2 separate regions of the Homo sapiens genome follow, and region 1 is linked to region 2. Evidence: chromatin contacts called from ENCODE Hi-C or POLR2A ChIA-PET data. All regions are on one chromosome and are shown on one strand. The core of a region is the stretch at or near the end of the contact, and the rest is flanking DNA. Distances in the headings are between cores, read along the strand shown. Region 1 holds the start of HCFC1 (host cell factor C1). Region 2 holds the start of HAUS7 (HAUS augmin like complex subunit 7).

The links. Hi-C counts contacts between places; a loop is a spot of excess contacts on that map. ChIA-PET counts read pairs that join two places held with the same protein, here RNA polymerase II (POLR2A). Pooled maps may share reads with other maps.
Region 1: a loop to region 2 is called in a map of naive thymus-derived CD4-positive, alpha-beta T cell, with 29 times the contacts of the local background. The contact joins the promoter of HCFC1 here to the promoter of HAUS7 in region 2. A Hi-C loop is called at or near these places in 1 of 168 maps with a recorded cell type or tissue (naive thymus-derived CD4-positive, alpha-beta T cell) and 8 of 50 pooled maps. POLR2A ChIA-PET finds 5 or more read pairs at or near these places in 1 of 52 experiments (activated B cell).

The regions. Positions count from the first base shown.
Region 1 is chrX:153,969,420-153,974,203 of GRCh38, forward strand. HCFC1 (host cell factor C1) reads right to left here and starts at 2,399. Exons shown (of 26, transcript NM_005334.3): 1 at 1,229-2,399. The coding sequence starts at 1,421. It overlaps TMEM187 (transmembrane protein 187), which reads left to right and starts at 3,335. Exons shown (of 2, transcript NM_003492.3): 1 at 3,335-3,441. HCFC1-AS1 (HCFC1 antisense RNA 1) reads left to right here. Exons shown (of 3, transcript NR_046608.3): 3 at 366-672. RefSeq lists enhancers at 770-1,009, 999-1,848, 1,490-2,249 and silencers at 2,480-2,719, 2,950-3,399, 3,510-3,619.
Region 2 is chrX:153,468,709-153,473,735 of GRCh38, forward strand. HAUS7 (HAUS augmin like complex subunit 7) reads right to left here and starts at 1,868. Exons shown (of 10, transcript NM_001385482.1): 1 at 1,742-1,868; 2 at 438-553. The coding sequence starts at 1,849. RefSeq lists enhancers at 1,160-1,339, 1,490-1,589, 2,103-2,397 and a silencer at 1,920-2,229.

The DNA.
Region 1 (4,784 bases), core at 1,149-3,648, 500 kb after region 2:
GCCCTCCCCCAGCCGCCTGCAGGGGGCTTTTCCCTCACCCAGACTCTTCCAGCTCTTGCCTGGGACCGAACTCACCCTGACCCTGCCTTCTGGGCAAGGCCAGGGTCCTGTGGGCCAACGGGCAGTCAGTAGGCAACTTGGGAACTGACCCTTGTGCTAGGGGCACAAAACGGGCCAAGTAGCCACCAAGAAAAAGGATGCCACAAAGCTGTCGTGGACAGCAGCAGGCTTTCTGCCCTAGAGACTAAGCAAGGCTACTAGGCAGAGGCAACAACAAACGGCCCCCACGAAGGCCGTGGTGCATCAGCCATACCTGAAGAGAGAGGTTCCTCCCCTTCCCAACTAACGGGCTTTGGGTTTTGCAGGGAGGCAGAAGAGCGGGTGGGGTAACCCCCTGGATCCGCAGAAGCGGGGAGACACACGACTACGCAGGCCGCTGAGGGGTAACTGGAATTCAGCTTGTAAACCAGAAGGCACCAGATTAGGAGAAGGGGCGACTTGGAAAGAAATGCTGCAGAAGTAAACGTGGAAAGGGAGAGGCGGCCCTGCCGCCGGCCCGTCCTAGGGGTCCCCAAGGCTCCGGCATTACCCGGGTCGGCGGATGTTAAACTCTGCGTCCTAAGAGCGCTTCCCTTCCCTCCCTTTTTCGAGAGACAGAGAACGAATCTGTAATCTAGAAATGGTCATTTCTCCAGAATGGGCACTCGAGATGAGGGAGAGCTGAGCAGGCGCAGGAGAAGGGAGGGAGGGAGGGAGGGGAGCTCTGCCTGCGCCAAGGGGACACATCCGCCCGCCCCAGCCCCAGCCCCAGCCCGCTGGGTAACGGTGTGGGTCTGAAGTCACCACCGCTGGCGACAGCCCCTCTCCCTCACCAGTCGGACTAGGGGCTTTCTTTTAACTAACGAAAACCAATCCTCAAACACGGGAGAGACAAGGGAACGGGGAGAAGATCAGAGAAAAGCACTGAAGCCCGGCACAGCAAAGGGGAGGGGCAAGCCGATCAGTGGGGAGGGAGGGGGAGGAGGGGAGAAGGGGGAGGGGGACGGGGAGAGGGGAGAAGGACGGGTAAGGGAGGAGGGGAGAGAGAGAGGGAAGGGTAGAGGGTGAGGGAGGAGATGGAGGGAGGGAGGAGAGGGAGGGAGCAGATGGAGGGAGGGAGGAAAGAGGAGGGAGAGGGAGGAGATGGAGGGAGGGAAAGAGCCGAAGACCCAGCGGGCTTTGCACTCACCCGTGTTGTACACGTGCAGTTCGTCCACTATTCCCTCGTTGCCGCCGCCAAACACCACGATGAGCTCCTTGATGGCCACGGCGCGGTGGCCGTGGCGGGGCCGTGGCACCGGACCCGACCAGCCCACCACTCGCTTCCAGCGGGGCTGCAGAAGCACCGCTGGCAAGTTGGCGGGCGACACGGCCGAAGCCATAGTTCCGGGAAAGGGTGCGGTGGGGAGAAGTCAACAAGCGGGAAGGGAGCCCCTCAATTCCTTTCACACACCCCCTTTCGTCTAAGGCAGCTCTCACGGAGAAGCGGTTTCTCACACAGCGGTAGACGACTCCATGGAGGCCGCCATCTTAACTGCCCTCCTTCCCTTTGGCTCTTCCCTTTCTTCTCGCTCACCCCGTCTCCGCAAGAGCCGCCCGAAACTGTCGAGCGCCTAGGCTCAAGAAGCTGGAGGCCGCTGAGTCCCGTCGCCCCGACTACTTGTCCGGGCGCTCCCGCTTACAAGCTCGGGCGGGAGGCCCTGGGAGCCGCCATCTTGAGCCGCCTCTCTCTCCTCCCTTCCTCAGTCGTAGCCCTCCCCCGCCGGAAATGGCGGAGCCCCGGCCCGGTTCCCACACCCCCAAGTCCCCAGCACTGGCCGGCTTCCGGGGCGGGTGGAAAGGAGCCACAAGCGCCGCGGTCGTCGCAGCCCCGCCGGCGCTCAGACCACAATTGTGGGAGCCGCCATCTTGAGACCGTCCCGCTTCCCCGCCCAGCGCCTTAGTGCAGCCGCCGCTCCCGAAACAGCCTCGACACACCTAACGAATGGAGGCGGGCCGGAGGCCGGTGGAACCAGCTCGAGCTCTCGAGGGCCGTTTGGGGGCTCGCGCCGTACGGCTTGTGAAGTCTCGCGCCTCTCCCCTTAGTCCGCCTCTGCTGCTCAGGCTGCGCCTGCCGCCGTGGGAGCCGCCATCTTGAGACTAGCTCCCCGTTCCCCCCTATTCTCTTCCTCCTAGGTCAGTTCTTCCACTGCACACCAAACTCAAGGCGGTGTCCGATCCTCACTTCCCGCCTTATGACTCCTTCCCACAGGAGCCGCTTCAAAGAGCTAGAGTTAGGCCCCGAAGCGGCAACTGTACGGCAGAAGAAGCGGTAACGGCAGGGCGCTCATGCCTCCTCCCTGGGAGCCGCCATCTTGTGTGAAGAAGTAACAACTAAACATGGCGGCAGCGGCGCCGGCGGTCGGGCGAGGAGGCGGAGCCGGGTGACGTCACCGCTTCCCCCCACTCGCCCTCGCACCGCTTCGCCCCTGGGCCCAAGCCTCTTAAAGGACCCCTGCGCTGCCTCGCGGCGGGGGTGGGGGTCGGCGCTGCCGCGCGCTGGGCTAAAGCTCGAGTCGCGCTCAGATCAGGTGCAGGCGCAGGCGCGCCCCGCCCCACGGCCCCCCCACCGGGCGAGCCTCCACGCCTCCGCCCTGGGAGCCGCCATCTTGCCACTTCCCCTCGCCCGGCCGTCCGCGGGCGTCAATAGCGACTTTCAGCACAAAACAAAGATGGCGGCGGCGGCATCTCGGAAATGCCCGGATGAGACTGCTAACCCCTCCGACGCGCTCGGCCCCGCCCCCTTGGGAACGGTCTCTCGGGTTGATAAGGGACGCACGCCCGAAGAACTGCCTTTAACCAGCACTGGGGACAGCGGCACGCAGGTGGCCGGGGTTGGCGAACAGCCACTGCAGCCGCGCCTGCGGCCGGGAAGCGAGCATTTTCGCGCCCTGCACACCCAGCAGCCGCAGGAGGCGGCCCGAGGCGCGCCGCGGGGGAGCCGGGGGCGGGGCGACAGTGGGAGGCGACGCAGCCGAGCGCCGGCGCCCGGGGGTGGAGCCTCCGCCCGCTCCCAGGCTCCCAGGCTGCGGGGCCCGCCCTCGGGCGCCACCGCCTCCGCCCGCGCCGCAGCAAAATGAGCCGGGCCGCGCGCCCCAGACCGCCGCGCGCTCGGCCGCCCCCACTGCCGAGAGGCCCGCAGTCGGGCCGGTGGCGCACGAGCCGGGCGGGCGACCGCGGGAGGCGTCCGCGTCATCTCGCGTCACCTCGCCCCGCCCGCTTCCCAGGCTTCGAGTCCCGCCCTGCGCGCAGGCGCACCGGCGCTGCTCGGATCCTCCCTTTTCGGAGATTTGAATTTCCCCCAGCGAGGCGAGTGAGGCGAAATACCCGTATGGTGATAGCTGGCCTTTTCGCGCCAATACTGTAAGTGCTCACCGCAGCCCTGGGAGGTGGGTCCCGGCCTCGCCCCCACGTTTCGCCTCCTCTAGGAGGCCGCCCGGGCGCGGCGGCGGCGGCGGCGGCGGCGGCATCCGCCCTGCCACGCGCAGGCCGCAGCGCGGGGACCCAAGCTGCTGCCCGGGAGCGGCAGTCGCCAGTAGAAATGGACAGACCGGTCCTGTCAGAGCCTGTGGCTTTTGTTGTAAACGTCTAGAAGTTCAGTTAAATTACAAGATCTACCAGATCTACCGGCGGGCAGAATTATTACTTTGAAGTTACTGAAGTTATGCGTCCTGCTGGAAGACCTTGTAATTTAATGCGTTAGTAAAGAAGCACACGTCACCCTCTCACACATTTTCAACAATATTTTTAAAGTCGCCTCTCAACATATTACATGTATTTTGTAATCGTCTGTGTTTTAGTTCATGCAGTTGGAAGTATCCATTTGAGAAGGGACAAAGAGAAGAATTCTTGCCTGTCTGTGCCACCACCTGCTCTTTGTGACCTTGGCTAGTTACCTCACATATGTCCCCAAGTCCCCCACCCATGGTAAATAAGAAAACTAAGGCCTGATGCGTTGGCTCATGCCTGTAATCCCAACACTTTGGAAGGCTGAGGTGGGAGGATTGCTTGAGCCTAGCCGGGGCAACATAGCGAGACCCGGAGGCATGGTGGCACACGCCTGTGGTCCCAGGTACTTGGAACGCTGAGGTGGGAGGATGGCTTGAGCCAGGGAGTTCAGGGCTGCAGTGAGCTGAGATCGCGCCACTGCTCCAGCCTGGGCGACAGAGCAAGACCCTGTCTCAAAAACACACACACACACACACACACACACAAAAGCAGCTGCTGGTTTCCAAGGGCCTTGCCTGGAATCAGTCCAGAAGCTAAATTAATGTTAATTGATATTCCTTTATCCACAGAAAGACAGCAAGAAAGGTCATGCGGAGCGGGGGACATAACTAACCATAAATGCTAAAGGCCTGGAGGTGACAGTGCCTGCTGTTTAAACGCGTGCGGGAGAGTCTGGGGCCTTTAGCCAGGAGATTGTCAGGCTTCCCAGGGCTTCCCTGAAAGACCCCAGACCCAGGGGCCAGTGCTGTTGAGGTGTTGGCTTTCCCATGCCAGGCGCTGGGGGAAGCTGTGACGAGATTTGAGTGTCACATAATAAGGATCATGGCAATTCAAAGGTACAGGGAAGCTAGGCTATAAGGTAACCAGCTCGGTTTTCCTGGGGGTCTTGGACAGGTGCTTTGATTACATGGTCACTGTCAGCCCGTACCCCCGGTCAGATAGACTGAACCCCTGCAGCCGGAAAGAGGAGTTGCTTT
Region 2 (5,027 bases), core at 618-3,117:
CAGCCAGGAGCCCACGCCCTGGCCCTGCCTGTCACTCCTCCACTGGGAGACCAGAGACTGTTCATGCCTCCAGCCTGACCCTTGGCTTCCGGGTCTGAGAAGGAAAGGACTGGAATGGAGCATTTCTCAGGTGCCTGCCAGTCCTGAACCTCCAAACTCATAAGGCAAGGCAAACGCTGAGGGCAAGTTCAGCACTGCAGCAAAGGGGTGGCTGGACTAGCCCAGCACCGCCAGGGGCCACTTTGCCCCAAGTTTGATCATGCCTGTCACCAGTACTCCTTACCTACACAGCTGTTCTCACGAGGGTCCAGGCTAGGGGGTGGAGCCCTCTGGGAAGACAGCTACTCACAGTAACCACAAACCCCATCTTCCCCAGGTGGGGCTGGCTGGCGCCCATGCACACCCCAGGTGGGAAGAGGAAGAAACTGATGCATTACCGGGTACACATCCACTCTAGGATCTCCAAGCGGTACTCTGAGGGGCTGCACAGCAGTTCCTGAATTGTCTTTGGCTCTGTGATATACAGACCCTCGAGGAAGGGGCAGTTTAGGTCCTAAGCAAGGAAAAGGAAAGCAACATTCACTGAAAGTCCCAGTGTACATCATTTCATTTTATTTATTTATTTATTTTTGAGACGGAGTCTCACTCTGTCGCCCAGCCTGGATGGAGTGCAGTGGCATGATCTCGGCTCACTGCAGCCTCCACCTCCTGGGTTCCAGCAATTCTCCTGCCTCAGCTCCCAGGGTAGCTGGGGGATTACAGGCATGCGCCACCACGCCCGGACAATTTTTGTATTTTTAATAGAGACGGAGTTTCACCATGTTGGCCAGGCTGGTGTCAAACTCCTGACCTCAGGTATCTGCCCACCTCAGCCTCCCAAAGTGGTGGGATTACAGGCGTGGGCCGCCGCGCCCAGTCCTCAGTGTACATCTGCAAGCTCCCAGGACCCTTTCCTTTACCCGCGTCCTGCCATCTTGCCAAGAGTTCAAGTCCCCCCATTCTTAACCCCACATCTCCCGCGGCATGCAGACCCCACCTCTTTCAAGTACTCCCACTCTGGGCTCTTGTGGCAGCAGGACCTAGGAGCAACGCCTGAGACTAAGACTTAAGAGAGAGTCCTAGGTTTCGGGACTGAGGGAAAGGGGAGAGGGAAAGGGAGAGGGACCACTGAGCCAGTCGCGGACAGGATGGGGGAGTGTCTGGGGGGAGGAGCGAGCGGGCCGAGGGGACCTGGGACAGCTCCCTAACCTCGTGGGCCAGCTTTCCTCACTGCTGCAGTGAGGGCTCTGTCCTGTGGGGCTGTAGAGGGCTTCTGGAGGCTATCACCCCTGGCATCTGACACCAACTGACACCAAGCCCTAGTCTCGCTGACTTGACAGAGTGGCACGAGGCTCTGCCCATCTGTCCCCCCAGACCCCGCAAGATCCCTAAGGCCAGGCCTGGGTCCTCTGTGTCTGCACTTGCTCCGAGCGCCCAGCGCGGGTACTGCAGTTCCACAGGCGGTGCTGGCCCCAACTACCAGGCACGGGCCGTGGAGACAGCAAGAACGAAGGCCTGGGGCACACCAAAGGGCAAAGATGAATGATCCACAAGCACCCCCTGCTGCAAGGGAACAGGGCGCAGCCGGAACCGGCGACGGTGGCCGCGTGGCGCCGCGGACTTCCGCAGCAAGCCCTCCCGGGCCTCGGGCGGGGCCCTCCCCGGTCCCCCGCCCTGGAGTGGCTTTCTGGGCCAACAGCACCTTCAGCTTCCCGAACACCTCCACAGCCGCCCTGGACACGCTGCTGTCGCCCTCGTCCTCTGAGTAGTCGTCGCCGCCACGGCCGCAGCCAGCGTCCTGCCCCGCCATGTTTCGCGCTCCGAGCCGCGCCCCGCCCATGCCCTGGCTTCACTGGCCGGCAAGACCGCCAATCAACCTCCAGCGTTCTTCCCGCCCACCCGCCTGCGCCCACCCCCTTCCCGACCGACCCTTCCCATTGGGCGACATCTCCGCCTGCGCGGGCCCCGGGCTCCCACCCCCCGCCCCGGCACCACCCAGAGGCAGGACCACAGTGAAGCGGGCAGGGCGGACACAGGGAAGGGGGCGGGGCGGACACAGGGAAGGGGGCGGGGCGGACACCGGGAAGGAGGCGGGGCGGACACCGGGAAAGGGGCGGGGCGGACACCGGGAAGGGGCGGGGCGAACGGGCCAAGCTGGCTCTGAGTCGCAGGCCTTGCTGGCGTCGCCCCTGCTGCCGGCCGGGAATGATGATGCGTTGAAGCGAGGCTCTTCCAGGAGGGGGCGCTCCTGCCTTGGTCGGGTTCTCCTGGGCCACCACCACTAAGGGGCACCCTGGTTCCCAGGAGGACCAAGGGGAGCCTTGGGTGCAGAATGGAACTCGGACTGAAGCGTTCCTCTCCCAGCGCGGGGCTCCGTCTTCTCTTCACCATGCTCACGCTGTAGTTAGAAGGAAATTTCTTGTCACTCACCAGCTGTGTGCCTTTGAACCAGTTACCTAACCTCTCTGTGCCTCTTTGCCCTCACCTAATGGAGCTAATGAGAGCACCTTACCCACTGGGTTGCTAATGAGGATGGCAGGCGGTAATAATTCCTGTGGAATCCCTAGAACAGTGCCCGGCGCATGCGAAGAACCACGTAAATGCTCACTATTGTAATACATGCTGGGCCCTGCTCCCCTCACGGCTCCTGGGGCTACCTGTGGCTCCTTCCTATCCTGTCTACTTAACAAATTTTTCTACATCCCTCAGGACCCTCAAACTCAATGCGTCTGCAATGAAATATGTCAGTCGCTCCTCCCCCAGACCTGCAAAGCCCCCAGTTCACTGAATGCCCCTTACCCAGGGACCTGCTGATTGGGCAAGGCAGGAAGGAGTTGGAGGGTGGCTTGTGCCCAGTAGCCAGGAGACAGCAGCAGGCAGCTGCCACTGTGCCCTCCTCTGTGCCCTACCCTGCCATCTCCTGGAGGGTGGGATCAGGGGGCAAGTCTATAGTCAGGGAGACCCAGGGACCTGCTGGGAGGCAACTGCAGTCATCCAAGTGACAGGAGGGGACTTCACTCCGTCCTGGGAGGAGGGAGCGGGCAGGAGTCCGGGGGTCACAGGAAGGGACCTCAGCCTGGGAGGCCCCGACACAGGCCCAGCGAAGTGCCTCAAGGTTGCTCTCTACCCTTCCACGTGGCTGCTGCCTCAGGCCCTTCTGGTAGCTGAGGGCTGTCAAAGGCTTTGGGATTTTTTTTTAAGCGTTTTTTTCCCTCTTTTTTGTTTTTGTTTTTCTTTCTTTCTTTTTAGAAAATTTCATCTCAATCACAGCCCCAGCTCAGACATTCAAATTCTTGTGGGTTTTTCTGTGGATCTTTCCTAGGACTGGGGAATTTGGCGGAAGAAACCACGGCAGTGTGGCAGCCTCCCCCAACCCTCCCCATATTCTCTGCTCCTGAGGACCGGGAAGAAACCAGCTCCTGTGTACTCTGGAAGAAAATCTCCCTCCTCCACCCAGCTCCACGGAGCCAGTGTGCTCAACAGGCCTCCCCAACCTCAGCAGTTCAGTCTATGGGACCCTGAGGAACTGGCAGGGCCTTGAGAGGCGAAGATCATCTTGAGAGGTTATGGAGGCCATCCCCCTCATGGAGAACCTGTTGGCCAGCCCTCAGCCCCTGGAGATGGTCGCTGAAGACCCAGCAGCAGGCTGCAGCTTCCCTGCCCACGCCACCCCACCACCCACCACCCACCACCCACCACCTGCCACCCACCACCCGCCCCCAGAATCATAGCACCTCCCAGGCATCTTCCTCCGGAAAAGCTGGAGGCTGGGGAGGGAACAGAGAGGCTGCTGGGCCTCTCAGGAAGGGGGAAAGAAGGGGCCCAGAGGTAGAAGCTTCTGGAAATGTGGACTCAAGCTCAGTCCAAGAAAGCACTCCTCCCAGAAATCACTGTCTGAACACCAGCTGGCTGCCAGGAGAGGAAGGGAGCTCCCGGTCCTAGAAGGTCTACAAGCCCAGGGAGGTGGGTGGGCGGGGATGTGGAGGGTTGAGTCCTACCATGGGGGAGGGAGGGGGCACATCTCTAAGGGACATTCCAACCCAGAGACCCCAGGTTCTCTGAGGGAGGCCTGGGTGGGTCAGGAGCCAAAAATGTGGCTGAAGGACCCATTGACCTGGAGGAGGGATGTTGGGGGGAAGCTGTGGATGTGGCGGGGAAGCTGGGGGGTCCTGGTCATGGAGGAAAGTTGGCCATGCGTCCCAGCAGGGCCTCAGCCGTGTCAGTGCTTGGAAAACACGTTGGAAAATGAGACTGGTTCACGGCACTGGCCCCGCTGTGCCAGAGATGGGCTGGCGGGTGCTGGTGGCATTCGAGACCTCTCAGTTTGTGTGGTGGGCCCAGAGATATATGGCCAAACAGTTGAGCTCACCAAGTGGGCAGCCTCCCTGACCTGTGGAGGGTATTGAAAAAGTCCTCAGAGCATCCGGGCCCTGCTCTTCATATGACCTTAAGGGCAGACCCCACGGTGCAGCGGGAATCAACCAGGGACCCCCCAATCCCCCAAAGACACCGCGAATCAAAGGAAGCTGAAGTCCAAGGGCTTTCCTCTCTGCAGAGGCGGGTCTGCTTCTGGCAGGGGCTGGAGTTAGACCTGAGGGGGAGCCACCCCACCTGGGGGCGCCTAGGCCCTAGAATGCTGTCAGAGCTAAAGCCCTAGAAGGCCTTGCTCCACGGGGCCACTTCGACTCCCGGCCCTGAACCAGGGAACCTGGGGAGGAGCCTTTGAGGGACTGAAGTGTCCTCCATCACCCCCCACCCCTGGCCACTAAAGTTCCTCAGTAAGGGTGGAGAGTACCAAATGCAAGCTGTTGAAGACAAGGCAAGTGTGTGCGTGTGTGTGCGTGTGTGTGTTTTGGGGAGAGTTCAGGTCTAAGATGAGAAGCTGATCACACCCATGCGAGAAGCAAGTGGTGAGCCCTGGCATTGGGTTTGAGGGAGAAATGTGACAGAGTAATGAGGTCAGGCTCAGGACGGTCTGAGTGTGAGGC